Regions from separate parts of the Homo sapiens genome. Here all the other regions are linked to region 1. Evidence: chromatin loops called from intact Hi-C (ENCODE). Cell type or tissue: Caco-2. All regions are shown on one strand.

What was found. Hi-C counts contacts between places; a loop is a spot of excess contacts. Peaks named below come from ENCODE experiments on the same cell type or tissue, not always from the same donor. Only the 100,000 strongest peaks of a DNase experiment are listed, where the experiment ranks them.
Region 2: it touches region 1 in a loop (4-fold over the local background); 6 of 110 quality-filtered maps call a loop at or near these places.
Region 3: it touches region 1 in a loop (6-fold over the local background); 3 of 110 quality-filtered maps call a loop at or near these places.
Region 4: it touches region 1 in a loop (3-fold over the local background); 24 of 110 quality-filtered maps call a loop at or near these places.

The regions. Positions count from the first base shown.
Region 1 is chr1:202,856,371-202,864,370 of GRCh38, reverse strand. It overlaps the pseudogene ACTG1P25. Among named protein-coding and RNA genes, the nearest start is that of RABIF, 29 kb to the left of the region's middle. RefSeq lists a silencer at 2,674-2,723. In Caco-2, no CTCF peak of the experiment used is centred here; DNase peaks (open chromatin) are centred at 1,490, 2,730, 3,460, 7,010 and 1 weaker place; H3K4me3 peaks cover 3,008 bases.
Region 2 is chr1:202,996,052-203,004,051 of GRCh38, reverse strand. It overlaps the pseudogene MGAT4FP and the pseudogene RPS20P8. Among named protein-coding and RNA genes, the nearest start is that of TMEM183A, 7.3 kb to the left of the region's middle. In Caco-2, CTCF peaks have their summits at 4,387 and 4,596 (motif pointing right); no DNase peak of the experiment used is centred here.
Region 3 is chr1:202,953,204-202,961,203 of GRCh38, reverse strand. It overlaps ADIPOR1 (adiponectin receptor 1), which reads left to right and starts at 2,892. Exons shown (of 8, transcript NM_015999.6): 1 at 2,892-3,019. RefSeq lists silencers at 2,314-2,363, 2,664-3,223. In Caco-2, CTCF peaks have their summits at 2,840 and 3,040; DNase peaks (open chromatin) are centred at 2,793 and 3,193; H3K4me3 peaks cover 2,048 bases.
Region 4 is chr1:202,748,138-202,756,137 of GRCh38, reverse strand. It overlaps KDM5B (lysine demethylase 5B), which reads left to right. Exons shown (of 27, transcript NM_006618.5): 11 at 686-867; 12 at 3,071-3,233; 13 at 5,360-5,479; 14 at 6,999-7,193. Among named protein-coding and RNA genes, the nearest start is that of SYT2, 42 kb to the right of the region's middle. In Caco-2, no CTCF peak of the experiment used is centred here; no DNase peak of the experiment used is centred here.

The sequences.
Region 1 (8,000 bases):
CTATAATCCCAGCACTTTGGGAGGCTGAGGCGGGCGGATCACGAGGTCAGGAGATCAAGACCATCCTGGCTAACACAGTGAAACCCCGTCCCCACTAAAAATACAAAAAATTCTCTGGGTGTGGTGGCGGGCGCCTGTAGTCTCAGCTGCTCAGGAGGCTGAGGCAGGAGAATGGCGTGAACCCGGGAGGCGGAGCTTGCAGTGAGCCGAGATCACGCCACTGCACTCCAGCCTGGGTGACAGAGCGAGACTCTGTCTCAAAAAAAAAAAAAAAAACAACTCCATCTAAAACCAGCAAGGCATATTCCTTGCCAGTCACCACCCGTGGCCATAAGATGTTTTGGCTAAGGGAGCAGTTTAGTAATGCCTGCGAGGACAAACTCCTATGACAGCAGAATGTCCAGATGTCCTGACATTGAGTAATAATATATGGTTTTAAGATAGTTATAATCATGCTTTGAGGTACTTACACACTCAAATGCCAAGGATAACTTTCTTTCAATCAACAAACTCCTAAATTGTCATGCTGTCAGCCCACCAGCATGTAGACATAACTTAGCTTTAACATGGTTAAGACCCCTACATAAGAAGAGTTTAAAACAGGGATGGCACGTTCCTCCTCTTGCTTTCTAAGGACACCTTACTCTGTAACTGAGTAGCTTTCAATAAACTACCTCTTACTGTGCACTCTGTGACTCGCCTTGAATTCCTTCCTGCGTGAGATCCAAGAACCCTCTCTTGGGGTCTGGATTGGACCCCTTTTTCCAGCAACAATGAGACTCTTTGAATTTTGGAATATTTTAAATTCCTGAAGAGGTATGTGAAAATGGTGTGCCTGTAATGGCAAAGGAGTTAAGTAGGGTGATATAGAGTAGAGGAGGAGGAAAAGTTAGAAATAAAACTCTAAGATAGAAGGCAGTCTGGATAATAGAAATAACTCCAAACAGCTTATAAGAGGATTAGTTTTCATCAGTTTGATGTAAAGAAGTGCACTGCCAATGGCGGGGATGGGGGATTGTGCAGCTTCCATAAATAACACTGAATGTCACTGTTTCAAATGTATTTATAATCCCTGGGTTAGAGTCAACTCAGGAATGGAAAGACATTTTTAACTGGCTGACTCTACCAGCAGGTGGAATGAGTGCTTCATGAGGTGAGGCAAGCAAGAGATGATAGTGTTGAGTTTATGATGTTTTGAGTTTATTACTAGGTAGCTTTATTTTAATCATTGATAGGCCTGCCTTCAGTCGAAGGCAACAACTCAAATGCAACATTTGAGTTGTTTTGCTAGGGGTAGTGACAGCCAATGAATAGCCGTGTCTTAACTCTATATACATGAGGTTTCAAAGCACTTATTTGGATGTTTGCCCACATTCTCTCACCTTATCCCCTAACCAGAGGCGTCTACTTTAGAGCTGGCAGCCTCATGAAGCCCATTAACAAGGATTGAGACCAAAGAATACTTTACAGACTTTGAAGTTAACCTCTGCACTCTGGACTTAAACCTTCTTGAGTCACCTGACCAAGCATTTCGTTTCAAAACATTTCAGGAAAGTTTTGAATGACATGGCTAGAGTCTTGTGTAAAAATGGGTGCAGGCATCCAGGGGACAGCTGGTCTGATGTCACAATGGCCAGTGACAGGGTCTTCCTGAGTTCTATCAGCAGAAAGTCATATCAGCTGCAGATTTTCCTCAGGTAATTCAAGTCTCCAAGCCTGATTCTATACAAACTGGATGCAATCACCTGTCCACTGGGAAGTGGGGATGAAGAGGAGATGGCGATGCTTTGGGTTCCTCCGGAATGTGCCTCACAAATACTAAGGGTAATCACTGGGCGGGGTGGCCAATCATTTGATAAACCAAACACCAATTAACCCTCCCAAAAAGAAAGGAGCTAATTTGTTACACTTAGATATTTCGAAGTAAAACGTCTCAGCTAAGGAAAAGTTTGGAAAAAGGGAAAAGTATGTGAATGCTCTTTAGCATGGAACAATATGAAACCACCACTGGAAAAAAATAATGCACAAGTAACATCTAAGTACTGCTCAGAATGCTGCAGTGATCACATCACTCCTCTGCTCAAAACCCCTCGATGGTTTGAAATTATATGCCAGGGAAATTATATGCAAGCTCTCCAGCCTAGCATTGAAGGCCCCACGCCTCCTTTTCACCTCCACCCTACAGGCCCTCCTCAGTCTGCTTTGGCCAGCCCGGACCCCTTGCTCTTGCAGGAACCCGAGTCACCTGAACCTGAGCAGTTGCTCCGGTCAAAAGGGAAGTAAACGTCAACTACCGGCGCCTGCAATGTCCTTTCCCATGCCTGTTTGCCTATCCTACCCACCCCAGCCGCATTTTGTCCCGCTCTGGAAACTCCCAGCAGTCGGTTCTCATCACAGCATCTTTCCTTCTGCAGTGGTTGCTGAACTTAAGTATGCACCCTTCTCCAAGGCCGACACACTTTTCGAATCAGGTCAGCGGTGTCACTGGTGCAAAGTCCTAAAACTAAAACAGAATGAGGGTGTTTCCCCCAAAGATTCCACCTCGTAGACCCAGCACTCACCCCAATAGAGAAGACGGTCGAGCTGGCCGGGAGGACGCGGACGCCCGACTCTGCCTCCCTTTGGCTTTACCAACTGCCCAATGACCGCTGCGGCGGGGCTGTTTCGTAAGCGGCTGGCCAATAGCGGAGAGAGGGGCGGGCCTCGGTGGGGGCCTGGCCCAGTGAGAGTCGCGCGGGGGACGATCCGATCTCTGTCCAGCTGCGACCCAATGGGAGTCCCCGCCAGGAGACACAACCGGCGGCTCTCCGGGGATTTATAAGGTCCCGCCAGCAACCGCGCGTTGGGATTCGTGGTGTTGCTGGAGACCCGTATGGTGTCTGCAGTCAGCGACCCTCCAACTTCAACTACTGGATCAACCATGGTGAAGGATGCTGTGCGGGGGAGGGTGTCGCACGATGGGGAGGATGCCGGGGGCGCACGGGGGGTCGGTGGGAAGGGCCCGCAGCGCAAAACGGAAGGGCGCCCCGGCAGTCCAGGGTGTGGGGTGGGCTGCGCGGGGATGCCAGGGGTGTTTGGGCGTTCAGGGCGAAGGTGGGCTCTGCAGAAAGCCCGGGGACGCCCGAGGAGTCCCGGCACCACTTTTCTACCCTGCTTCCCCTACGGGAGGCGGTGCGAGCTAGAAACGTTCTGAGCGCCCCAGAAGCGCTGAGGGACTAGGGAGGCTGGCGAGCGGTAAAGCGTGGGCGAGAACATGGTGGGGTCGTTTGTGCGCTGCGCTCAAGGTCGGGCAGCGGAGTCGGCTCTGCGGCAGAGCGCGCTCTGGAGCCTGGAGGGGATCTAGGGCCCGCCCCGTATTTCTCCCGCTGCGGTCCTGGACAAAGAGGTGCCCGCTTGTAGCTGCGGTCCCCGCCTCCCTCTGAGATCACATTGCCGCGCAGGAGGCAAGGTCCAGGATGATTGGGAAGCTCTAACAGGTTTCTCCAGTTCAAAACCTGTTCCCCTGAATGTCTTTGTCTTGGGCGCCCGACTCTGGCCAGAGGTAGAGGTCCTCGCCCTTTGGCCCCATACTTGACTAGGGATTCCTGTAAGCTCTTGGGGCCTTGAAAAGAATGTTCTTGACTCCACTTTTCTCCTGTTTGGTGCCCAAGGACTTGAGGTCCCTCTGTTAAAACTGAGAACTTGACTGGCCAGGCGCGGTGGCTCACGCCTATAATCCCAGCACTTTGGGAGGCCGAAGCGGGCGGACCACCTGAGGTCGGGAGTTCGAGACCAGCCTGACCAACATGGAGAAACCCGTCTCTACTAAAAATACAAAATTGGCCAGCCGTGGTGGCGCATGCCTGTAGTCCCAGCTACTCGGGAGGCTGAGGCAGGAGAATCGCTTGAACCTGGGAGGCTGGGGTTGCGTTGAGCGGAAATCCCGCCATTGCACTCTAGCCTGGGCAACAAGAGCGAAACTCGGTCTCAAAGAAATCAAAGCAAAAAAAAAAAAAAAAAAAAGCCTGAGAACTTGGGGTGGGTACACAGAGGTCCCTGTACCCCCCGGAAACCTCTTGATCCCTGCCTGTGCTCTGAGCCCCCTTAAAGGCTCTGAGGCTGTCTTAGAGGGTAGTTCCTAAGACTGTTAAACTGTTGCCTACTGTCACCCTAGAAGATCCCTTCTACATCTGGGAGGTGCTCGGCCCTTTTAAATTGACCCCCTAGACCGTGGGTTGGGTGAAGGACCAGAAGAAGGGAGGAAGGGTTTATCCATCATAGGAGTTACCTGAGTGAAAAGAGTCGAAAGGTAGGGTGGGTCTTCTGGTCTCCGCTGCGACGCTTAATTTAGGAGTACTGACTTGGATTAGCTTGCCTGTACTGCAGTTGGCAGGGACAGGTGTCTAGAGTAGGTGCCTGTCCCCCCAAAAGGGGAGTTTGTGGGTGAGCTTTCAGAAGGCTAGCTCTAACTCCAAGGCTGCTTCCTCAGTTGATCCACAGGTCTGAACTTAGTCTTCTGCCCTTTTGGGATGTGGGGGAGACAGTTGCTGCCCATGGGAGACCTCCTCTTCTAGGCCCCAGTGCTTGAATCTAGAAGCTCTTGGTGGGCCTGTCTTGGAATACAGGACTCTGAGCTTTCCCAAGGCACCCCAAACAGCAGGGAGGACACTGTGCAGTGGGATTTGGCTATTTGGTTTTGGCTTTCTCTAGTTCCTGCCCCAGAGACCTAGGCATAACCACCTTCTTAAGCTCTGAGTGAATGAAGGAAAATGAGGGCCTGAAGGTGGTTTGGCTTAAAGTATGGGAAGGCTTGGAAAGAGAACCGAGTCTTCTGGACTTTGGTTTTTTGGTTTGTTTTTTGAGATGGAGTCTTGCTCTCTCGCCTAGGCTGTAGTGCAGTGTTGTGATCTCGGCTCACTGCAACCTCTGCCTCCCGGGTTCAAGTGATTCTCCTGCCTCAGCCTCCTGAGTAGCTGGGACTACAGGCGCCCACCACCACATCCGGCTAATTTTGTATTTTTAGTAGAGGTGGGGTTTCACTGTGTTGGCCAGGATGATCTCGAACTCCTGACCTCAGGTGATCTGCCTGCCGTGGCCTCCCAGAGTGCTGGGATTATAGGTATGAGCCACTGCACCCGGCCAGTCGTCTGAACTTTGGACTAGGTAACACTAAGCTTCAGCCTTTAGGGAGGAAAGACAAGGGGTGCTCCCAGGGAAGGCTTTTCAAGTCCCCACCTTTTCACTCCACACCACTCATGCCCTGGCATATTCCTCTGCTCACCCTCACAGTGTGAGTGCATCTCCATCCATGTGGGCCAGGCCGGAGTGCAGATGGGCAATGCCTGCTGGGAGCTGTACTGCCTGGAGCACGACATCCAGCCCAGTGGCACCATGCCCAGCCACAAGGCCCTGGGGAGCAGTGATAACTCCTTCAACACCTTCTTCAGGGAGACCCAGCCTGGCAGGCATGTGTCCTGGGCTGTCTGTGGACCTGGAGCCTGCTGTCATAGGTGAGTGGACGGAGGAGTGGGGGCTCCTTCCCCCAGGCCATAGTTTTTGCTAGCGCCAATGTCAGATGGGAGCTCTGCTTAAGGGGAAAATACTTGAGATGGAAGCAGTCCCCTGCCATGAACAGCATTGAAGTCTGAAGTCTATTGCTTTTGTCTAGACTCTGTCCTCAGAAGAGGTCCTGGGGGCTTCCTATATTGAGAGGAAGATCATTCGCACAACTCTGCCAGGAAACTGCCAGATAGGAGTCAGGGATCAGGCCTAGAACGCAGACTGCAGAAAGGAGCAGATGTAAAAGCAGAAATTTAAAACTTGCTTTTCCCTGTCCTCAGACTCTTGAGGGTGGCCCATTGCGTAAGAAGCAGGGAGCCAAGAACATTCATACTGGCCTCCTGCTTAGCCTTAACTGAAATAGGCCCCCCCCACGTAGGATGTGGGCCTATGTGAACTTGGCTGTTGCTGGCTTCCGGAGGCTTTCCTGCTTCCTCCCTTCTGCATCTGGATCTCCTCTGTTTTCTAATCGTGACAATTCTACCCCTCCTCCATTTTTTAAAGCTGTTATTTTAGATGTTAAATGGTGCACTGGGTTTCTTCATTAGTCTGTATTCTTTTTTTTTTCTTTTCTTTTTCCATGGTGAAAATTTACATTAGTCTGTATTCTTACCCTATTCGAAAGTGAAGTGAGATTCTCCTTAACACCACTCTGATTCCTCACCTAGCACAATGAAGTCGCTGTAGAGGGAAGGGACCACTGAAGGTGCCACCTGCTCTCCCCGTCTCAAGCCCAGGCAGGACCTGGCCTTAGAAGTGGGTCTCTGGTCGGGAGGCTGAGGCAGGAGAATCGCTTGAACCCGGGAGACAGAGGCTGTGGTGAGCCAAGATCGCGTGATTGCACTCCAGCCTGGGCAACAAGAGTGAAACTCTGTCTCAAAAAAAAAAAAAGAAAGAAAAGAAAAAGAAGATGCCGTGCATCATCACTCTGTTGAGCAGTTGTACCTGGGGAGGCTTAGCAGCAAAGGTTCTGGTGTCTGGCGTTCCCTTGGGGAATGAACCAGCTTGTCTTACCTTTGTCCTTTCTTCCCCTCAAGATGGGGTAAGAACTGACATTTATAGGCAGCTGTTCCACCCTGAACAGCTGATATCTGGCGTGGAAGATGCTGCCAACAACTGTGCCCGTGGCCACTACACTGCGGGGAAGGAGATCATCGATTTGGTGCTGGAGTGAATCTGAAAACTGGTGAGCAGGCCTCTGGCACCTACAGGAGGTCGTTGCATCCTTAACCCTCTTCCTGGCTGGGAGGCAACCACAGCCTGTGCTGGTACCTGACATCATTCCTCCAGCCTGTCAGTCCACTCAGCTTCTCTTAAGGGGATATGTGTTTTCTGTCCTGGGTACGGATCTAGGGTTGGAAGCCTGAATAAACTGCTCTGCCTTGAGTTTGTGGACTCAAGCTTCTGCCCTGATGGTTCCTCGCTTTGCCAGGTCTGTCTGATCCAAGCCTTCTTTGACCTTTGATCCATCTCTACAGCAGCTCAGCTTGTTGTTCTTAGACTCCTATGCAGATCTGTCCAGGTGGGAGGGGCTCCTGTTTAGCACTCAACCATTTCACCAGTTCACCCTTCCCCTATCCGAGGCATTGAGAACCACCAGTGAGGCTGCCTGTGAGCCAGGACTTTGGCCCTGTTGCTGTAGGGGGATTGCCTAGACATACTCTCTGCTGCTCGGTAGAGACTGAGGACTTGGAAGTGACCTGAGGAGTAGGATTCTGTGCTCCCTTCCTCAAGAATGAAAATAAAATACCTCCTAGGGGTAGACTTCTTTTATACTGTCACTACCATGTGTCTGGTATAGACTGATGATTTTCTTACCCAAGAAACAGCTGTATCAGCATCACATGGGGTACTTTTTAAAGCTGCAGGTTCCTGGGTTCCAGTCTGAGGTGAGGCCTGGTAATCTGTATGTTCAACAGGATGCCACCACCACTCCCACTCTGCTGTAACTAGGGGGCAGGGCAACAAAACAGAGAGGGCCTGGCTCTCTGAGTGCAAATCATCCGTCCTTCCTCATCCCTACCATTGCGTATGCACAACACTGCCTTTCCAAGTCATCTTTTCCCTAGGAACTCCAAACCTCCTGTAGGTGATCTTTTTTTTTTTTTTCTTTTTTGAGAGAGTTGCTCTGTCGCCTAGGCTGGAATGCCACTAGTGGTGCAGTCACAGCTCACTGCAACCTCTACCTCCTGGGTTCAAGTGGTCCTCCCGCCTCAGCCTCCTGAGTAGCTGGGACTACAGGTGCACACCACAACACCCAGATACTTTTTGTATTTTTTTGTAGAGATGGGGTGTTGCCATCCCAGCACTTTGGTACGCCAAAGTGCTGGGATTACAGGTGTGAACCACCACACCTGGACAGGTGATCTTTTTTCACCTCTATGGAGGCGAAGCAAAAGGACACAAAGGAACTTTCTCGGGGTGATGGGAATTTCTGTATCTCTGTTGGTTTGGTTATATAG
Region 2 (8,000 bases), 140 kb before region 1:
ACCAGAAGATACAAGTTCTTGCTAGGAAGACAAGTAAAAGTTACTAAAATTGTTATTATGTTTAAATGCAAGTGGCTTAACCTAGCTATTAGGAAGAAAGTGAAAGGAAAATGTTGTTTTCAAATATTTTCCTCAGAAAAGTGGGAAATTCAAGGACAGCAGATAAATATATACAGCATTCGAATGCTATATTTCTAGATTATGTCCACCCTACTTTTTTGGTATTAAACTGTCCTTTAGACCCGGCACGGTGGCACACACCTGTACTCCCAGCACTTTGGGAGGCCGAGGAGGGTGCATTACAAGGCCAGGAGTTCAAGATCAGCCTGGCCAACATGGTAAAACCCTGTTTCTACTAAAAAACAAACAAACAAAAACAAAAATTAGCCGGGCATGGTGGCGGGTGACTGTAGTCCCAACTACTTGGGAGGATAGCTTGAACCCAGGAGGCGAAGGTTGCAGTGAGCCGAGATCGCACCACTGCACTCCAGCCTGGGCGACAGAGCGAGACTCCATCTCAAAAAAAAAAAAAAGGTTGTTATTTATTTTGCACTAATAGTAAATGCTCACAGGAGGTGTTTGCTTTTTAAGGTTCCTTTATCTTGAAAACTTAAAGATGGCAAATCTATGTTGGTTGTCATAATTTTCTTTCAAATTTTAATAGCCTGTGAAACCCTAAAGCCTGGGAATCATTGCTTTGGAGGTATTGGAAAAGTATCCCTTCGGTTTGAATAAATAAATACATGACAGTGGGATTTCCTACTGAAGGCAGTTTAGTATAAAAAAGCAATATTTTGAAAGTAGTCAAGAGTGCAGCTTGTGAAGTCAGACTTGCTTGCATTCAAAACTTCCCTCTGCCATTTATTATCTGTGTGACCTTGGAAAAGTTACTTAACCTCTCTGAACCTCAGTTTCCTTGCCTGTAAATTTCAGATAATAAAAACACCTGCTTCACTGGGTTGTTGAAATAATTAATTGAATTAACCCATAAAAAGCATTAAAAATAGCACATAGTAAGCCTCTCAGCTATTATTATAGTGGTGAAAAAGTTGTGGTAGTTGTTATTTGAAAACACCTTAGGTGACTGATTCCTTTTTGCTTCTACTGCATTAGGACAGAATACATAGAGTCAGAAGGAAGGCAACCCATTCCAGTTTATTAAAATGCTAAGACTAGTTAGTACCTAACATACAAGTGGCAGGGTTAGAATTCAGACTATCTCCAAAGTTCATATATTAAAAAAACACTGTTCACTTTGGGAGGCCAAGGCAGGTGGATGATTGAGGTCAGTAGTTCGAGACCACCCTGGCCAACATGGTAAAACCCCATCTCTACTAAAAATACGAAAAAAAAAAAATTAGTCAGGCATGCTGGGACATGTCTGTAGTCCCAGCCACTCGGGAGGCTGAGGCAGGAAAAAACACTGTCTTGGCCAGGTGCAGTGGCTCCCAGCACTTTGGGTGGTAGAGATGGGAGGATCACTTGATGCCAGAAGTTCGATACCAGCCTGGTCACCATAGTGAGACACCATCTCTGTTAAATAAATAAATAAGAATAAGAAATAAAAATAAAAACCACTGTCTTATACTGCCTCTAAGATTAAAAGAGTCATACTGAACTTTTGCCTTTGATTAATATTAGTAGTCTAAGTGTAAGTTCCTCTGAGCTGGCCACACCATGGTCAAGGCATTGTGACATTCTCCCACCCTTGTGATAATGTACTTTGTGATATTCCCTATCCTTGTGAATGTGCTTTGTAACGCTCCTGCCCGCCCTTGTGACAATACAGTCTCCCCCTCCGCCTTGTGAACGTACTTTGTAACATTCCTCCCTGCCCTTGTGACAATGCGTCCTCTCTGCCCTTGTGAATGTACTTTGTAACATCCTCCCCGCCCTTGAGAATGTACTTTGTAACATCCATCCTTTGCCCACAAAAATTGCTCCTAACTCCACGGCCTATCCCAAACTTATAAGAACCAATGATAATCCCACCACACTTCGCTGACTCCTTTCTCGGACTCAGCCCACTTGCACCCAAGTGAATAAACAGCCTTGTTGCTCACACTAAGCCTGCTCAGGTGGTCTCTTATACAGATGCGTGTAACAGTTAGTACACGTGGAGTCAAACTAAGAGAAAACCTGTAACAGAAAACAAACTGAAAGCGTACTTAAACAATGAATTTCTATGATGTGCTAAAGCTGTGGAAAAGATCTGAGAAGAATCTGATTCATAAGAAGAATGCAGTGAGCCAAGATCGCGCCACTGCACTCCAGCCTGGTGACAGAGTGAGACTCCATCTCAAAAAAAAAAAAAAAAACAAAAAAAAAACAGCTGTGGCACTAGAAAAACTGCATTTATTGCATTTATTAAATCTAGGGAAAATTGCTTGTGATTAACTTTACCCACCTTATTTAAAATATAGTATATTGATGCCGAGCGCGGTGGCTCACGCCTGTAATCCTGGCACTCTGGGAGGCCGAGGCCGGCAGATCACCTGAGGTCAGGAGTTCAAGACCGGCCTGGCCATCATGGTGAAACCCCATCTCTACTAAAAATACAAAAATCAGCCGGGCATTGTAGCCGGCATCTGTAGTCCCAGCCACTTGGGAGGCTGAGGCATGAGAATCACTTGAGCCCAGGAGATCGCACCACTGCACCCCAGCCTGGGTGACAGACTGAGACTGTCTCAAAAGCAAAAAATAAAATACAATATAGTATATGGCCAGGTGTGGTGGCTTACACCTGTAATCCCAATACTTTGGGAGGCCGAGGCAGGAGGATTGCTTGAGGCCAGGAGTTTGAGACCAGCCTGGTCAACATAGTGAGACCTCATCTCTATTTTATAAAATAAATTTTAAAAATAAAATATAGTATATGATACAAATAGTTCAATTCACATAGTTCTCAGTGGTTTTCAGTTAAAAATAATAGTAACAAATAGAGTAGCCTAGCGTTGGGAAGCTCAGGCTCTAGAGGCAGATGTTCTCAGTTTCAATCACTGTTCTTCTCTTAATAGCTACATAACCTGGAGCAGATTACTTAATCTCACAAAAATTCAGTTTCCTTATCTATAAGATGAGCTTCATAATGATTCCCAATTCATAGAGTTGCTTTAAGGATTAAATGAGATAATACAATATATGGAAAGCTCTTAGCTCAGCACCTGGCACATAATAAGCACTCAATAAAGGTGGGCTGCACTTAAAACTAGAAGCATATTCATTTGAATCAGTAGCTCTCAGCCATGACTGCACAATGGACTCCCTCCCTGGTGGTGGCATTTTATAAAGTACTAGTGACCTGGCCCTACACCCAAAGTTTCATATTCAATCAGTCTGAGGTGTAGCCTGGGCACTCGCATTATTTTAAAACAATCCCTAGAGGGCCAGGCTGGTGGGCCACACCTGTAGTTCCAGCTACTCTGGAGGCTGAGGAGGGAGGATCCTTCAAGACCAGGAGTTATTCTCTTAAAAACAAACAAAAATAATCCCCAGATGACTTTAATGTTCCGTCCAAATATTGAGAACACAGGTTTAGATCAAGGGCCAGCAAACCAGAGGCTGCAGGCCAAATCTGACCCCTACATATTTTTTGTAAATAAAGTTTTATTGAAATACTCCTACCTATTTATGTATTATCTGTGGCTACTTTTTTTCTTTTTTAACCAACTGATAATCACTTAAAGAAAATTGATTAATCCTGTGCAGAGGTGACTTCAACAGCTGGCTCAATACTGATGAAAGTAATCAATTTAGCAATTCAGAAGTTCTGTGTCAGTCAGTGAGTCGCTTGTGGATTCTTATGGGGATTTATCTTGGATTCTTACAAGTCTTAAACAAACTTCACCACAGGAGTTTTTCTCTTAGTGATTCTTAGAATCTTGGTAGGGATCTAAAATGGTCCTTTCACTTTGAGATTATTTTCCTTTGCACTTTTGATCAAGTCAGCACACATCTTCTCCAGGGATGTCAGGTTGCAGCTAGTTAGGGTAATTTTATTTTCAGAGACAGGGTCTCGCTCTGTCGCCCAGGCTGGAGTTCAGTGGCGCGATATCAGCTCACTGCAGCCTCGACCTCCTGGGCTCAAGAGATCCTCCCACCTCAGCCCCCCAAGTAGCTGGGACCACAGGTGCGCACCACCACGCCCGAATAAATTTTGTATTTTTTGTAGAGAAAGAGTCTCTCTATATTGTCCAGGCTAGTCTTGAACATGGGCTCAAGTGATCCACCACCTGCCTTGGCCTTCCGAAATGCTGGGACTACAAACGTGAGCCACCGCGCCTGGCCGGTTAGGGTAATTCTAATTCAGTGAATTAACTTGTGGTTCCAGGGATGTCTTTCTCATGTTGTTAAAAGCTGCGTCTGTGGCATGATTTCCTCTGGAGAGTGAACAGCGGCGAGTCAGTTGCAGGAGCGGGTGGACCAGAGTTCCGGTACAGCTGGGACCAGGTCTTCCTCAAAGAGCTATCTGTGGCTCCTTTCACTCTACAAGGCGTAATAATGACAAAGACCGAATGATCCTCAAAGTCTAAAATATTTGCCGTCTGGCCCTTTACAGCAAGTTTGCAGACTTCTAATTTAGAATAAAGTTTCTGGGCACTCTGCACCACAAGAGGGCAGTATAGCCTCAGTACGTGATAATTGAGTCTACAAAAATTTGCACATCAGGAATTACAGAAATGAACATATTTTTCCCACCTATAGGCTCCTTTCTCTAATTTACAAACATGCACAAGTCTACTCTGTCCTGAAAACCTCCATGACAAACACTGTTCCCTCCTCTATCTACCATGACTAATAAGAACACCTTTTGCCCATTGTCTTTGTTTCTTCAGCACCTAGACAATTCTTGTGTCACCAGACTCGGGCTTCAAAATTCACCTGTCCATTGAAACTACTCTTAAGGTAGCCAGTGACCTCTTCATTGCATTTTCTACATTCTCTTTCTTATATTTCTATGAGATCTCATCCTTCTTGAAATCATCTTTACGATGATACTCCATTTTTTTAGCTCTCTTCATTATCTCTCTGGCTACTCTCACGGTGACAATGCTCTTTTTTCTCCTTCTATAACCTGTGTTCCCTATTCCACTCTGTTTAAGATGGGCATCAGTCCAGATAAATGCTGTTTTTGCTTTTGCAAATTATTAGCCTTACAAAGTTTTGGGCCGGGTATGGTGGCTCATGCCTGTAATCCCAGCACTTTGGGAGCCCGAGGCGGGTGGATCACGAGGTCAGGGGTTTGAGACCAGCCTGACCAACACGGTGAAACCCCGTCTCTACTAAAAATACAAAAATTAGCTGGGCATGGTGGCGGGTGCCTGTAATCCCAGCTACTCAGGAGGCTGAGGCAGGAGAATCGCTTGAACCCGGGAGGAGGAGGTTGCAGTGAGCCGAGATCGCGCCACTGCACTCCAGCCTGGGCGACAGAGCGAGACTCGTCTCAAAAAAACAAAAACAAAACAAAACAAAACAAAGTTTGGGAATCAGATTGCTAACTTATAAGGGGCATGGCCAGGACTTAGTATGCAATGGGGCCAGGTAAGAAGGAATTGCTATTAACTGAAGAGGTTTGATCAAGTACCACGTCCCAAGGGCAGACCAGAATGAGTTGGGGGGTGAACACAATCTTCCTCAGCTTCATAATCCCACACTTCATGATCCAGTCAATTTTGGGGGCCAGACCCAAGTCTAATCCTTAGTATCTTTATACTGTTTCCTCTATCAGGGAATACCTGCTCCATTCCTTTCTCCTGGGTAACATAGGAGCTCTGTAGGATTAAAAAAAAATGGAGTTCCATGCTAGCTATAAACACTCTACTTGCAGTTACTATAATTAGCTGAGAGCTCTGGGAATTTTCAAGTTTCATTCACGCTGTAGTATGAATCAGAACTTCATCTCTTTTTCTTGCTAAATAGTGTTCCATTTTATGTATGCACCACATTGTGTTTTTCCGTTCATCTGTTGAGGGACATTTGAGTTGCTAATGTGAATAATGCTGCTATAAATATGGGTCCACAAATATTATTTCAAGACCCTGCTTTCAATTCTTTTGGTATATATCCAGCAGTGGAATTACTGGATCATGTGGCAATTCTATTTCTAATTTTTTGAGGAACCACCATACAGTTTTCCACAGCAGCTGCACCATTTTACATTTCCACAAACAGTGCACAAGGATTTCAACTTTTGTTCATCCTAGCCAGCACTTGTTATTTCCTGTTTCTTTTTAATAGTAGTCATCCTAATATGTGTGGGATGGAATCTCATTGTGGTTTTGATTTGCACTCCCCTGATGATCAGTGATATTGAGCATCTTTTCATGTGCTTATTGGCCATTTATATATCTTCTTTGGAGAAATGTCTATTCAACTCCTTTTGCCCATTTTTGAATCAGGTTTTTTTGTTGTTGTTGCTGCTGTTGAGTGTTTGGAGTTCTCTATATAAACTGGATACTAATCCCTTATAAGATACATGATTTGGGCTGGATGTGGGGGCTCATGCCAGTAATCCCAGCACTTTGGGAGACTGAGGCAAGAGGATTACTTGAGCCCAGGAGTTTGAGATCAGCCTGGACAACATAGCAAGACCCTGTCTTTACAAAAAATTTAAAAATTAACCAGATGTGGTGGTGCAGACCTGTGGTCCCAGCTACTCTGGAGGCTGAGGTGAGGATTACTTGAGCCCGGTAGGTTGAGGCTGCAGTGAGCTGTGATTGTGCCACTGCACTTCAGCCTGGGTGGCACAGAAAGATCCTGTCTCAAAAAAAAAAAAAAAAGATGTAGGATTTTCAAATATTTTTTCCAACTTTGTGGGTTGCCGTTTTACTCTGTTGATAGTGTTTTTGATGCACAAAAGCTTTTAATTTTCATAAAGTCTAAATTGTCTATTCTTTCTTTTGTTGCCAGTCCCCTTGGTGTCATATCCAAAAATTCATTGCCAAATCCAATACTGTGAAGCTTTTGCCTATGTTTTCTTCTAAGAGTTTTATAGTTTTAGCTCTCAAGTTTGTCTTTCATCCATATCAATTTAATTTTTGTATGTGATGTAAGGTAAGGATCCAACTTCATTCTTATGTTGTGTGCATATCCAGCTTTCAGAGCACCATTTGTTGAAAAGACTGTCCTTTTCCCATTGAATGGTCTTGGCTCCCTTATCAAAAATCATTTGACTGTATGTTAGAGTTTATTTCTGGGCTTTCTTTTCCATTCCATTAGTCTATATGTCTTCCTTTATGCCAATACCACACGTTTTGATTACTGTAGCTTTGTAGTGAGTTTTGAAATAAGGAAGTGTGAGTCCTCCAACTTTGCTCTTCTTTTTCAAGACTGTTTTGCCTACTCAAGGCAAATTCCATATGAATTTTAGGAAGGATTTTTCTATTTCTGCAAAAGACATCATTGGGATTTTGATGGGTATTGCATTGAATCTGTAGATGACTTTGAAAGTATTAACATCTTAACAATATTAAGTGTTCCAATCAATGAACATAGGATGGCTTTCCATTTATTTATGCTTTCTTTAATTTCTTTGGCAATATTTTGTAGTTTTCATTGTACAAGTCACATCCTTGGCTAAGTGAATTCCTAAGGACTTTGTTCTCTTTGATGGTATTAGAAATAGATTTCTTTTTCATTAATTTCATTTTCAGAGTGTTTATTCTGTTTATTACTTCATAGAAATTCAACTGATGTTTTTGTGTTGATTTTGTATCCTGCTAATTTGCTGAATTAGTTTAATAGTTCTAACAGGTTTTTTTGGTAGAATCTTTAGGACTTTGTACATATAAGATCATATCATCTTCAAACAGAGAAAATTTTGCTCTTCTTCTCAAATTTGGATTTTTTTTCTGTCTTTCTTTGTGCCTAATTGCTCTGGCTAGAATTTCCAGTACTATGTTGAGTAGAAGTGGCAAAAGCGGGCATCCTTGCCTTGTACCTGATCTTACAGGAAAAGTTTTTAGTCTTTTACTATTCAGTATGACGTTCACTGTGAATTC
Region 3 (8,000 bases), 97 kb before region 1:
AGAGAAAGATTTGTGGGACCCTCAGAATTCACTCCTCCCCAGGGCAGAACCTTCAGTAAATTCTGTTGGTGGTGTTCCATCCAACATTTCTTGATCAGCTAATATGTGTATGGCACTGGGCTCTGTAACACAGTCTCAGCCACCTCACCTCCAGGAAGGAAAATCTTGCTTAGGAACGTTGGGCTCAGATAGTGAAGCAGGCTTGTAAAGAGAATTTCCTGCGTGGAAGATCACCATTCCTTGTCTTGCATGGGTTTTTGTCTCATCCACTCAACATACAAATGTTTATTAAGGATCTGGCATGTGCCAAGCACTATGCGAGGCCCTGAGGATAAAAGTGTGACCAACACTGGTCTTAGACCCCCAAAGAACTCACAGTCTAAGACAGACAAATGACATTTTTTTTTTTTTTTTTGAGACGGAGGCTCGCTCCGTCACCCAGGCTGGAGTACAGTGGCGCAATCTCGGCTCACTGCAAGCTCCGCCTCCTGGGTTCACACCATTCTCCTGCCTCAGCCTCCCGAGTAGCTGGGACTACAGGCGCCCGCCACCACGCCCGGCTAACTTTTTGTATTTTTAGTAGAGATGGGGTTTCACCGTGTTAGCCAGGATGGTCTCGATCTCCTGACCTCGTGATCCGCCCGCCTCAGCCTCCCAAAGTGCTGGGATTACAGGCGTGAGCCACTGCGCCCGGCCAACAAGTGACAAATAATTATAACAGTGTGACTAATACCATAGCAGAGGTACATACAAAGTGCAGCTGGGAAGAGGTTGAGAAAGATTCAGAAAGGGAGGAAGGGGGGAAAGAGAGGTAACATTTTTGACAGCCTGGGCAACATAGTGAGACCCTATCTCTACAAAAATAAAAAATTAACTGGGCATGGTGGCACGAATCTGTAGCCCAGCTACTTGGGAGGCTGAGTTGAGAGGATCCCGTGAAGCCCAGGAGTTCGAGGCTGCAGTGAGCTATGATCTTATGATCACACCACTGTACTCCAGCCTAGGTGACAGATTGAGAGCCTGTCCCTAAAAATACAAACAAAAATGGTTTTGAGTTAACAGCCATGTACCAAGTACTGTGCTAAGTACTCGATCTACATCACATAATTTAATCCTTATGATAATCATGTGAGCTGAAGATTAATAATTTACCAAAGGTCATACAGCTGGTCAGTGGCTGACAGAGCCTAAATGTGAATTTAGGATTGTCTGAGGCCAAAGTCAAACCTAGAAGTGGGCATTGTAAACTGCTGGCATCTTGCAGCAGACAATGAGAAGGGCAGTCCAACAGAAGGATCAGCATGTGCAACAGCCTGGAGGAATGAAAGAGAAGTTCACTTCAGAGAACTAGTTCACCAAGGCCCAACATGCCAGAGGGAAAATGGAGAATGATGAGGCCTTAGAAGTTAGAGCCAGCTCGCAAAGAGCCTCGAAACACTATGCTGAAGAAACCTGGACTCAATCCTGTGGACAGTGAAAAGTTTCTGAGGGTTTTATACAAATGGCAACACGGTAATAGCTAACATTTATAAAGCACTTACCATTGGCTAGGCCTCATAATAAGAGCCTGCATGAATTATCTCACTCAATCCTGACAAAGACCCAATGAAATAGTATTATTTTATTCCCACTTTTCAGATGAGGTAATTATCATTTGGAGGGGTTCAGTAATGTGCTCAAGATCATAGACTGGCCTGGGACAGAAGCTTGGCTCTATGTGACTCCAGAGCCCATGCTTTTAACTAGGACCAAGAGAATTAACCCCACGTCCCTGAAGCACCTATATCAGATTACAATGAGTCACTTTCTCTGCCTCTAGAATGGCACTAGTTGCACAGTGAGCTATGATATGATTGCACCACTGCATTCCAGCCTAGGTGACAGTAAGAACCTGTCCCTAAAAAAGAAAAATTAAAAATTTTTTTGAGTTAACAGCCATATTGAGGTACTGTGCCAAGTACTCTATCTACATCAGATAGTTTAATCCTTATGATAATCCTGTGAGTTAAAGGTTTGCTCACAAGAGGAAGATTGACATTGCTTTTCTGCTTTTCAGCAACTGTGTATTGCTGTATCTGGGGCTCCAGAGCATGGGGCTCTAGAGTCACATAGAGCCAAGCTTCTGTCCCTGGCCAGTCTGTGACCTTGAGCATATTAGTGAACCCCTCCAAATGATAGTTACCTCATCTGAAAAGTGGGAATAAAATAATACTATTTCATTCTTGGGAGAAATGAGAAAATGGCCAGACCCTGAAATCCCCTTCTGTGTTGTGTGGTTCAGACAAGGGCTGCACTACCCTATGTTGTCTCGCGATCTGCACTCTAGGTGCCTGTGGGAGCAGGAACTGGGGCACGGGTTCACCAGCAAGAGTAGTTAGAAACAATTCTGCTCTCTGATAAGAAAATAACAGGAGGCAGACTGAGGTCTAGCCCAGGGCCTGGCACATGGTAGGGGCTCAATAAATAGTTTGTGGAAGGGAAGGAAGGACCATGCGGTTGAAGAAGAGATTAAGAAGTGTTTCAGAGGTGAAACGACTAGCCTTGGGGACAGAGGAGATGAGATAAGGTGTATGGTAGAAAATTCAGCATTCCCTCCCGACGTTCTGTCTCATTCTCTGAAATTTCTTCTCCATCACGCACTTCAGGCTGCGATAACGAGGTGGAGTGTAGAATCCGACGAACGTCCTCTACCCCGGGGCGGGTGGAGGTTACCTGGCTGCGGCGGGGAGGTGGGCAGGCGGCAGGGAAGGCGGGGCAGCAGGGCGGGGCCCGGGGCGGGAGGTGTGGCCGGCGGGCGCGGGCCTGTGATTGGGACTCCGCGAGAGGGCCTAGGATTGGAGGGCCCAGGCAGAGCCCGCGAGGAGGTGACGCGGCTGCGGAGGTGACGCGGGAGGTCGCGCGCCCCTTCCGGCGCGGGGAGGGCGCTGAAGATCGGGGCCGCTCGGCCGCAGGCCGCCTCCAGCGCCGCGGGATGTAGCGCGGGGGACCGCGGCCCCCAGCAGAGCCCGCCTGCCCGGCTGTAAGTCTCCCAGGGGCTGCGCGGTGGGCAGGGACTCGGCGGGAGCGCGGGGACCCCGGGGGCCCCGACCCAGGCCTGCGGAGGAGACAGCTGTTGGGGGAACCCGCTCCGACTTGCCAGGGGGCTCGGGCCCCAGCCAAGGAGCCGCCTGGCCTCCAGGCATCCAGCCGGTCAGGTTGTAAACATTTCCGGCCCCTCCCACTGCGCGCCGCCTCCGAGGCGGCCTAGGTGCGGTGGGCGCTCGTCCCCGGCTGTCCCCCGACTCCCGGCAGTCCTGTGAGTGCTGCGCCTTTAGCCCCACGGGGTGGAGATGCATGGGTTCCCCAGATCGGGACCAGAGAGCCAGAGTTAAGCCTGGCCCCGAGGCCGCCGCGCGTGGGGAGGGAGGGCTGCGGGCCTAGGTCGCGAACCGCCTCTCAGCGGGGAACAGCCGCATTGGGTTGCCAGGAAGCCCTAAGGTTCCTCCACCAACAATCTTTGGCAGGTCAAGTCCTGACAGTGCCCTCACTTTGATGGGGTGGGAAGGGAGGTTGGTGATCGCTCTGCAGGGTTAAGGTAATCCTGAAGGCTGAAATGCGGGGCAGAATCGAAGGTACTTTGGGGGAAAATGAAATTTCATTACCTTAGGTATCTAGGATTGATGTATTCTATCTTCTGTTTGAGAATTTTGGTCTTCAAGCCTTCGATTTTTAAGAAAATAGATAAGTGTTTTTTTTCCCTCAGTTTCTGGTGCTCTTTGGGAGAATGGGAAACTGACAAGGCCAATTTCAGTTTACACCGTTTCAGATGTCAAAGGAGCGCTAGGAGGCCATGGTACTTTACTAGATTAACCATAGTACTTCCCTCAAGTGATTCAGAAGACGGGCTAGAAAATACAGCGGAGAATACATAGGCTGCCATCTACAAAACAAATGATTGTAATGGCTGGTTCTTTTCTGAAATGAAGTAATAGTGGGGTCGGTTCACTGCTTTTCTCTTTTCCTAGTAGTTGGGTAGGCTACGATGGTGCAACTTCGGTTCCTGAGGTTGTATACTATCTGTATACTGCCAGGAATTTAGGGTGGTGCTAAACAGATTGCAATGTCAGGGTACCGGCTTGCAGCTACTAAATGTATTTACTCCAGGAATAACTTTTATGTACCCATATTGTGATTTGCACTTGGGAAATCAGTCATAAAAACTGATGTTACCTGTGAAGGCCCATGTTATGGTAGACCTCCGCAAAACTATACCTAATTGTAGAGTAGAAACTGAAAGCTTTCTATTCTCAATGGTCAAGACTTTGCCTGCAGGTAGGAGAGAATCTCAGAAAAATAACAGGGAGCAACATTAATCCACTGATCCCCATTGCTGATTTATAAAGTACACCACCTTAAGTAGGCTTTTAGGCTATTTTCAGTTTTTTAAGTCTGGCCTCATTTTACCTTTCCAGGACTCTATGGAAAAATGAATTGTTTACTGCCCTGGGGACTGTGTTCTTTCATGGCATGTTCACACCATATACCCTCCTGGAATGCCCTGTTTCCATCTCTATCTATCAATCTCCTGTCATAAAATCTTCCACAAAACTTTTTCTGATCACTTCAACTAAAGTTGCACTTTTCTTTTGAATTCCTCCTGCACATAATGGCACTAAGCCTTGTAGTGATATTAGGAAAGTTATTTCCCCCATTTAGAGGCCAACAACCATTTCAACCCTCTGACTCCTCTTTGCCTTGTCTCTGTGGCCACAACACCATGCGTATTGTAAGTAATCAATCGGTATTCTCAGATTAATGAAGGTTAGAAATTGCCCTTCTTTCTAGGCCAGTGTATTTGTTCTCTATTCCCATAGGAAATTTCCTTTGACTTCTAATACAAAGCCAAACTGAAACCCTTTAACACTCCTGCTACATTATCCTGTCCCATCTACTTATTATCACACAGGTAAGATAAGCAGTCGTCTTTATATCTAGACGCTTTGTGAATTATGGTGAGTTTTTTTTCTTGGACCAGTACTCATCAACGTTGTTATGTCCATTTGTCCCTAATGTCACCTCCTGGATTTTGTTCCTCTCACCATGCTAAAAGTTGATTCCCATTTTCCTGCTCAGAAATGTTGGGGGCATAGGCCGGGCACAGTGGCTCATGCCTCTAATCCCAACACTTTGGGAGGCTGAGGCGAGTGGATCACCTGAGGTCAGGAGTTCGAGACCAACCTGGTCAACATGGCAAAACCCTGTCTCTACTAAAAATACAAAAATTATCCGGATGTGGTGGCAGGTGCCTGTAATCCCAGCTACTTGGGAGGCTGAGGCAAGAGAATTGCTTGAACCTGGAAGGCGGAGGTTGCAGTGAGCAGATCATGCCACTGCACTCCACCCTGGGGGATAGAGCAAGGCCCTTGTCTCCAAAAATAAAAGTGGGGGCTGGCATTGGCTGGGCACGGTGGCTCACACCTGTAATCCCAGCACTTTGGGAGGCTGATGCAGGAGAATTGCTTGAGTCCAGGAGTATAGGCTGCAGTAAGCTATGATCGTGCCACACACTCTAGCCTGGGCCTGGAACTGGCTGAACTTGGGAGCAAGACCCTGACTCCAAAAAGAAAAAATGGGCTGGCATTAAAATCCTTCATATGCCTGTATACTGTTCACTTTTTTTTTTGTCATGACATTAGCAAAGTTTGCCTGTCTGTCAGGGCTCAAAAACACCTCTTCAGCCAGGCACAGTGGCTCATACCTGTAATCCCAGCACTTTGGGATGCCAAGGCTGGGCAACATAGTGAGACCTTGTCTCTACAAAAAAATAAAATTAGCTGGGCATGGTGGCACATGCCTGTAGTCCCGGTTACTAAGACTTGGGAAGCTAAGGTGGGAGGATCGCTTGAGTCTGGCACATTGAGGCTACAGTGAGCTGAGATCACACCACTGCACTCCAGCCTGAATGACAGAGCAAGACCCTTTTAAAAAAAAAAAAAGACTTCTGTTGGGGAAGAGCTACAAAGGAAGTCAGACTGTTTTTCCACTTCAGAGTCTGGGACGCTTGGCATCGAGTAGGAGAGCTGAGGCCCTATATACTGTAGTTCGGTGATTTCAAACATGTGCCTTTGCTTTGATTCATATTTCTCCAACAAAGCTGTGAAATTATCCTGCCTAAGAGACAGTAGATAGGGGAAAAATGGCTGTATTCTTTATCTATACTGCTAGACTGGTCTTGCTTTAGGACAAGAATCAAGCTAGGTATGGATAGAGGCTACCCATAGACTCTCTAAAGGCCCAGGAACTAAACTCTTAGAAACTTTGTGTCTTTGCCTCCAGGAAAGGTGTGCCGTAGCCTGGAAAACTTGGGAATTGGTTCACAATATAAATGTCTCCAAAAACTATAAGTGAAATAACTCTCCAGCTAACTGGCTGGTGATTAAAAATCAATCTTTTCCCCATGTTTGGCACAGGATTATCTTATTTATAGGAGTACAAACAACCTCCCTGCTCCACAGCTTTACTCTCTAATATCCTAGGTTTACCCAGTTGGAAAGCTTAGTGGTAAAGGTTTATTAGCTTGAGTTGAAGAAATCTCATCAAAAATGCACTCAGTCGAGTTTGGCTCAAATATAATTTGCAGTATTGGGTGTGGCAAGCTTGAGGGGAAAGGCATTTCCTCTAAAATACGTAAGGACATAGAAAGCTGGCAGAAGGTTGGCTCACCTAGGATCGTTCTAACACCTTAGGGGTTTGTTCTGATTTTACACCATAGACTAAAACACACTTGTAATTCTCCATTGTTTGTGAGTGATCCACCCCATAGAAGTGGTATTTTCAGATCCTAGTATTATTTGCTCTTCTTTCTTGCCAGACGTCCGATCCCTATCTCTCCCTTTCCTGTCTCTGTGTTACTACAGTTTAGAAGACCAAACTGGACAATGGACTTTGCTCACTATGATGACATGATCTCCATTGACCTCCATTGTATGTACTTTAATGCATGATGATATATTTTGTATGATGAGTTGTAGCTGATGGCTGGTTTGTGAGTTAACTGGGGTCTCAGGTTTTGGTGACTCTGGGTCTAGAAGATGTAGAGAGGTGGTATAGGAGCTAGTGATAGAGGAGCTAGAGGGAATCGGAAGAACTAATAGTAAATGATTTGGACTGAAAAAGGAAAAGACTTTGATGATAGCCAGAAGACTTGAGGGCATAAAAACTTTTCAGATCAAATGATGAAATTAGTAAGAATGCCAATCTGGATTCTGCACATGATCTTTGGACCCTAATTGCCCAACTTAAATTTTCTCTATATTATTCTCATTGCCTCTAGTAAAATAGTTACATAGCACTCAAAGTTACTAAATTTAGTGTGTGACCATTCTAGTTGAGGGGTTCTCTCCCTCCACTGCCCTCCTGGAGCAATCAAATTGTATCACTTATTTTTGTGCATATCACAAACTACCTATGTTATCTGGCTCTTTGAAAACAATACTATAACTTGTTCAACTTGTATTTTGCACAGTGTCTTGTATTTTGCACAGTGTCTTAGAATGCCTTAGGGTGCTAGTCCTAAATACACTTGCTAAATATTCAATGAATGTGTTGACTTACTCTGGGGAAAGGGATAAGAGAAGCCACCACAAGCACAAGAAAATGCACATAAGCCCTTATCTAAGTGGCTAGAAGCTAAGTCATATGCTGGCAAGCTGGAATCTGCCCCATTCATTCATTCATTTTGAAATGGGTTCTAACTAAAATAAAGTATATTTATTATTTTATGATCCATGTATTGCATCTCAGAACCAGAATTTTGTTTTGTTTTGTTTTGTTTCTGCCCTGGTAGCCTGATCTAAGTTACTTCCAACAGTAACTTAGTAAGTAACAAGCTAAGTGTGCCCCTCTTTTCAGATTTATCTAAGATGCCCAAAAATATTTATGTTTTTTGCTTGTGATATAAAGTTGTTTTTTGGTTTTTTTTTTTTTGCTTGCGATATAAAGTATTTTTTAGTAAAGCTGCT
Region 4 (8,000 bases), 110 kb after region 1:
AACCTTGGTTTCTCCTTCTGAAGAAAACCTGAAGGCCTGAGACCAGGTCTATTTATTTTCAAACTTTAATATTTTTGAGTATTTTTTTCCATACTAGCGAACTCTTAGGAAGAGTTCTGTTTCTATCTTGGTAGGAAAGTGTGATTTTTTTTTTTTTTTGGTAGTTTTCTTTGAAAGTATTACATATGATCAGAAAAGTACATAGTTATATGTATACAGACTGATGAATTTCCACAAGCTGAACACACCCATGTAACCAGCACTAACTAAAACAAGAAATAGGATATTCCCAGCACCCCAGAAGTTCCCTTTTCGCCCGCTCTCCTTCACTACTTTTCCTCTTTCAGGACGAGCACTATGCCCTCAGGATAATCACTATCCTGACTTCTAACACTATAGATTAGTTTGCCTGATTTTGAACTTTGTTAAAGTGGACTCATGGCTTATGTTCCTCTATATATATTTAAAAAGAGACAGATACAGAAGTATGTGCTGTGTGAGTCCATTTATACAAAGCTCAAAACTGGGCAAAACGAATCTCTGGGCATCCTAGAAGGTCAGCATGGTGGCCCCTCCTCTTCCACATTTCTTTTTTTATTTTGAAGGATAATATTTTTAGCTGGCCTTCTAAAACGTTAGCATTGTATAGCTAAACCTTTATCCTCTTTTGTCTTCTTATTTTTAGGAGTATCTTGATAGTGGCTGGAATTTGAACAACATGCCAGTGATGGAGCAGTCTGTCCTTGCACATATTACTGCTGATATATGTGGCATGAAACTTCCTTGGTTGTATGTGGGAATGTGCTTTTCTTCATTCTGTTGGCACATTGAAGACCACTGGAGCTATTCAATTAACTACTTGCACTGGTGAGAAGTTCCAAAAAGAACCCATGAGTAGTATGCATGCTGGATAGGAAAACTTTCCTTTTCAGTGCAGATGTGTCTTAACTGTGTCTGAAGAGCATTGAACTACTTTTTTCCCTAAGGTTTTTCACTTCTGTTAGAACAGGCATCCTGACAAGTTAAGACAGTGGTTCTTAAGATTCCTAGAGCATCCATGAATTCCCTGAAATTGCACACACACTACTTTGCAAGAACAACGTAATTCTGGGGGAAGGGTAGTTTTTATCTGAAGTAAGGAAGTCTTTGTCTAGGCCGGGTGCAGTGGCTCACGCCTGTAATCCCAGCAGTTTGGGAGGCCAAGATGGGCGGATCACCTGAGGTCAGGAGTTCGAGACCAGCCTGGCCAACATGGAGAAACCCCGTCTTTACTAAAAATATGAAAATTAGCTGGGTGTGGTGGTGAGCACCTATAATCCCAGCTACTTGGGAGGTGGAGGGAGGAGAATCACTTGATCCTGGGAGGCAGAGGTTGCAGTGAGCCAAGAGACCGCACCATTGCACTCCTGCCTGGGCAACAGAGCGAAACTCTGCCTCAAAACAAAAAGAAGTATTTACCTATAGAAAAAGCATATTCTAAATAAAAGTTACTTTTACTATAGAAAATCCCATTTGGTGGCAGTGCTAGCCTGGATACCCCTTTGGGAGAAGCGTGAATTATAGTAGGTACCACAGTGTCCTCCAGGTCTGTGTAATGACTAGCCTCTCTTTTGTTGTGTTGAATTCAGGTATCACTATGCACAGTAGAGTGAGCCTTATCTTGGTGTGCACATTGAGGGGGCAAGGCGGGAGGGATGTGCAGATATTTGGGCTTCTTTACTTTTTAAACTCTTCAAGCCATTTCTTCACATCTGTTTTCTTCTCTATTTTTCTTCTAAATATAAAAATATTTGAAAATCTGTAACTCACTCAAATCCTCACACAAGGAATTTGAGGATGTACCACAAGAAAGAGAATTGGCATATATATGTATAGAATTAATTCTGCTTCCCTAGGCAGTTTCTCCCAGCTGTAAAATGAATATTATATTTACCATACCTCGCAGGGATGATACAGATAAATTGTTTGATAATTTAAAGTCCTTTGAAGAATAAGAATTCCTTAGAAATGCTAATTGCCTTACTAGTGTTTGATTTAACTTCGTCTGCCAGAATGGGCAAGGGAAAAGAAAAATGGAAAGTTGCCTTACCCTTGTGGGTTGCTTTAGGAAACTGTGATAACAACATATCCTGAAGTGAATACGATACCTTATATTCTTAGAAATTCTGGATATTGGCTGGGCATGGTGGCTCACGCCTGTAATCTCAGCACTAAGCTGAGGCGGGCGGTTCACCTGAGGTCAGGAGTTCGAGACCAGCCTGGCAACATGGTGAAACCCCGTGTCCACTAAAAATACAAAAATTAGCTGGGCATGGTGGTGCACGCCTGTAATACTAGCTACTCGGGAGGCTGAGGCAGGAGAATTGCTTGAACCTGGGAGGTGGAGGTTGCAGTGAGCCAAGATTGCGTCATTGCACTTCAGCATGGACAACACAGCAAGACTCAGTCTCAAAAAAAAAAAACAAAAAAAAAACAACAACAACAAAAGAGAAATTCTAGGTGTCTGCATTTTCTAAAGAGTCAGATAAAAATGAGAGTGGGGAGAGGGACTTCAGATGTTCAGATGGAAAGTCTTCTGTTCATACTTGAAGGGGGAAAATGCATTACATATGTTCACATCACATTCCTTTTTTGTTTTTTTTGAGATGGAGTCTTGCTCTTGTCACCCAGGCAGGAATGCAATGGTGTGATCTCTGCTCACTGGATCCTCCACCTCCTGGGGTCAAGTGAATCTTCTGCCTCAGCCTCCCAAGTAGCTGGGATTACAGGTGCCTGCCACCATGCCTGGCTAATTTTGTATTTTTAATAGAGATGGGGTTTCACCATGTTGGCCAGGCTGGTCTTGAACTCCTGACCTCGTGATCTACCCGCCTCAGTCTCCCAAAGTGCTGGGATTACAGACGTGAGCCACAGCACCTGGCTCACATTCACATTTCTAATGATATTTCGTCAGTTTGTGGATTCCTTTTTTGCGTAGTCTTACAAAGCCGAGTCTGAAAAATATGAACTGGTAACCCATTTTGTTTGTGTTGGTGTTGCAGATTGATTTATTTTTATAATCTATTTCCAGGGGTGAGCCAAAAACCTGGTATGGAGTCCCAGGGTATGCTGCTGAGCAGCTAGAAAATGTAATGAAGAAACTAGCTCCAGAACTCTTTGTGTCCCAGCCGGATCTCCTCCATCAGCTTGTGACCATCATGAACCCCAATACCCTGATGACTCATGAAGTGCCTGTATGTTCTGGGTTAATCCTCCTGCCACTCAAGCTTAATTCACCACTTCTCTTTTTCCTTTTTATTCACTTTTTTATGATGTTGATTTAGTTCTGTGTTTTCCATAGCATGACTTGATAGCAGAAACAGCTGTTTTGCTGCAGTACTGTACATTTACTCAGTAGGACTGGATCCTTAGATACCACAAAAACTAATTTGTTGCAGCTGATAACTAGATTGCTAAACAGCCTTCCTTTGCAAGTAATAATTGCAATTCATTGGTTTTAGTGTATTTATAAGTGAAAATCTATTTCAAGGTCTTGAGCTTGTATTTTAGGGTGCCCAGTCTGACTGAAAAGTCTAGAGGTTGCTAAATGAAGTGACAACTATACAGTCATGGGAAACCTAACAACAGGGATATGTTCTGAGAAATGCGTTGCTAGGTGATTTTGTTGTCATGTGAACTTCATGGAGTGTACTTACACAAACCTAGATGGTATAGCCAACTACACACCTAGGCTGTATGGTGTAGGCTATTGCTGCTGGGCTACAAATTTGTACAGCATGTTACTGTACTGAATACCTTAGATAGCTGTAACACAATAGTAAGGATTTGTGTATTTAAATGTATCTAAACAGAAAAGGTACAGTGAAAATATGGTATTATAATCTTACAGATCACCATTGATATGTGGTCTGTCTGTGACCAAAATGTTGTTACATGGTGCACAACTATACTGGCTTCCTTTTGGAGAATACTCTGAAGACATTTGGGAAGCCATATTGAAATGTATGAAGAGTCCATCTTAGCTAAATAAAATGTAAATGATACATTTACAGTGTTAAAGTGAACTTGTTGTGACCTAAAGTTTATGCTTTTGGGTTCATAGGCTAGTCAATGGAGACAACAGAAAGGACTTTCATTTGAGGCATTATAAATTATGCATGGACCATAGCTTAGAAAGTAATCACCAGTAAGCACCACAATCTCACCATCTCCTCATAGTTGGTATTTCTTCTCATAATATTTTTCTTTCCTCATGTTGACTGTTTTTTCCAATTTGTTAAGAGTAGATTGCTTTAATTGAGACCTGACCCTGGTTCTTTAATAATTGAGCAAACTTTCTGGAGTTAGATTCTGGACCTACAGAGATAGATGAATGAACTCCTTGTGCATTTAGGGATTCATTATCTGAAGTAAAAGATAATGTTTATACAGATAATACAAGGGTGGTGTGGTTTGACAGTGGTGACAACTATGAGACTGATCTAATAACTCTATTGAGAATCAGAAAGGGCTCTTAAATGAGATGACATCTGTAGTAGGAGCTGGAACTCTGATAAATTATCACATGTTTGGCAGAGTCAGGGAAGGAGGAAGTATTCCAAGTAGAAGATATGGTGTTCCTGTGATGGGTAGTAGTCTTTACACAGAACCCTGAAGGCCGTATTACTACACAGATGGCTGGTCTCCACCCCTAGAATTTCTGATCCTGTTATTTTGTTAGTCTGAGTGGGGCTTCAGGATTTGCATTTCCAACAAGCTCCTAGTGGATGTTGATGCTTTTGTTCTGGGGGACCGTACACTAGGTAAGCATTGGTGTAGAAATGTAGATGCTTGAAAAGGAATCTAATATTATTATATAATAATAAGCTCAGTATAAGGATTTGTGTGCCTAGAGCAATATAGGTACTTTTGGGGTGAGGGTGGTGGTAGGAAGAAGGGAATGATGGGAGGTAAGTTTGAGTTCCAAATGAGGAGGACCTCTGTATGTTATGAGATTCTTGAAATAGAGTGGGATTGCTTTAATTGGTGGTAGAAGATGCTACTTGAGGGGTAATAATAATATATTAGGATATTCTTAATTGCAGCTGTTTTTAAAAGTTATACCTTGAACCTTAATATGGGCACATTTTTGTTTTGTGTTCAGATACTAATCAACTTTGGTAGTCTGGGATACTGCTCCATCTTGTGACATAAATTAGTATCTCTAGGTGATATTCTACTATAATAATTTGTTTTTTCTGGCTCAATTTCAGAAAGCTGCCTTTTTTTGAAAATTATCTAATAGACTGTGTCCAGATTGTCTTTAGTAACAATGTCACTCTTTAAGAAACTCAAAAATCTTCAATTTCTGTCTCTTTAGGTTTACCGAACTAATCAGTGTGCTGGGGAGTTTGTGATTACATTTCCAAGAGCCTACCACAGTGGTTTTAACCAGGGTTTTAATTTTGCTGAGGCTGTTAACTTCTGCACTGTTGATTGGGTATGTAATTACAATGTAGTTAACCTTTTCAAATTTATTGTTTTTCCTGAGGAAATGGAATATAATGTTTTAAAGTGTCATGTGGGCTGGGTGCGGTAGCTCATGCCTATAATCCCAGCGCTTTCGGAAGCCAAGGTGGGCAGATCACCTGAGGTCAGGAGTTCGAGACCAGCCTGGCCAACATGGTGAAGCCCCATCTCTACTAAAAATACAAAAATTAGGCGTGGCGGTGGGCGCCTGTAATCCCAATTACTTGGGAGGCTGAGGCAGGAGAATCACTTGAACCCAGGAGGTGGAGGTCGCAGTGAGCCAAGATCACGCCATTGCACTCCAGCCTGGGCAACAGACTGAAACTCTGTCTCAAAAAAATAAATAAATGTCACATGGATAGTTGCCTTGACCCATTACTGCTCAGCTGGTCAGTCTGCAAATTGTTTACCAGTCCACAATGAGATAAAGCACTTGTACCACAGTGTAAATCAAGCATGAATTACCTAAGCATACTGCTTAGTTCAGCTGATGTTTTTTCTTTTGTAGCAAGACTTTGTTGATGAAGAATGGAGTCTATTGATTTACATTCTGGCTGAAGCTCAGTATCTCATTGCAAACTGATAAATAATTCCAGTCTAAAGGCTTTGTATAGTACTAGCTTACATTATCTGCAGTACAGCAATTTAAGGACACATTTGGTTTCATTAGTTGTAAAGTTTAATTTTTATATTTGTATTAATACTTTTCATTTACCTAAAAAGTTCTAGATTAAGTGGTGTTAAAGCTAATGAATTATAACTTTGTTATAATGGCACTTGCTATATCTATACTTATTTCCCATTAAGTAGTTTTTCAGAGTATTATTCCCTGAAGTAGGTTGATCATACCAGTTCAGCACAATTATTTCAGGAAATATATAAGGTCATACTTCTAATTAGATTCTACATTGTTGTAGATACTCATACATTGTTAATATGCTGGGTCTTTTTTTTTTTTTTAACCACTTTTTAATTAAGATATGTAAGATTACAGATCTTTGGGATGCAAAGATAAATAGGGCCTAGGCTAGGAATTTTATGAGTCTGGTGTTTTGTTTGTTTTTTAAATTTTTTCGAGACAGTCTCGCTCTGTCACCCAGGCTGGAGTGCAGTGGTGCAATCATGGCTCATTGCAGCCTCGACCTCCCAGGCTCAAGCAATCCTTCCACATCAGCCTCCAGAGTAGATGGGACTACAGGCGTGCACCGCCACACCCGACTAATGTTTATATTTGTTTGTAGAGATGGGATTTCACCATACTGCACAGGCTGGTCTCCAATTCTTAGACTCAAGCAAGGCTTGGCCTCCCAAAGTGTTGGAATTACAGGTGTGAGCCATCTACCTGGCCCAGAGTCTGGTTTTAGGGTTGGTAAATGATACGTGTTAAGACCCATAGTGTGATGTTTGGTAATTTGATAATAATGGGTCAGAGGTGTTTGGAAATAGAAGAAAGATGAATGTTATTTTTTTCTTTCCGTGTTTTGATACAGCTGCCATTAGGCCGACAGTGTGTGGAGCATTATCGCTTGCTTCATCGATATTGTGTGTTTTCCCACGATGAGATGATCTGCAAGATGGCTTCCAAGGCTGATGTATTAGATGTTGTAGTGGCTTCAACTGTTCAGAAAGACATGGCCATTATGATTGAGGATGAGAAAGCTTTAAGAGAAACTGTCCGTAAATTGGTAAGGCTTATGGAAATCCAACTGCATGTTGTCATTGGGTATTATTTAGTAAAATTTTTACGCACTTTAATATCATTTTAAGCAGTCTTTTTAAAGCCTATTTTCTTTGAGGCCATTGTAATAGATGTATAGTAGTATCTCGTGGTTTTAATTTTTATTCACTATCTTATTTGCCACATGTACATATGTCTCTTTGAAGTAGCTGTTCAAATGTCTTGCCCCTTTAAAAAAAATGTTTTGTAGAAACAGGGTCTCACTATGTTGCCCAGGCTGGTCTCAAACTCCTGGGTTCAAGCTATCCACCCAACTCAACCTCCCAATGTGCTGGGATTACAGGCGTGAGCCACCACACCCGGCTTGCCCTTTATTTTTTTAAAACATTTGGTTTTTGTAATAATTCTTTATGTATTCTGCATACCAGTTTTTTTTTTTTTAAATCAGATAGGTGTTTTGCTAATGTTTTCTCCCAGTCTGTGGCTTGTCTTTGATTTTCCTACCAGTGTCTTTCAGCAAGCAGGAGTTTTTCATTTTGATGAAGTCCAGTTTGTTAATTATTTTCTTGTGTGAATCATGTTTTTTTGGTTTCCTATTTAATAAATCTTGCCTAATCCAAAGTTACAAAGATTTTCTCCTACAAAGTCATCTAGAATTTCATAGTTTGAAGTTTTACATTTAGGTCTTTCATCTATTTCAAGTAATTTTTGTTTTTCAAAAATATGAGTCAAGGTTCATTTTTTTGCATGTGGATATCTAGTTCTTCCAGCAGCATTTCTTGAAAAGACTATCTTTTCTTCATTAAATTGCTTT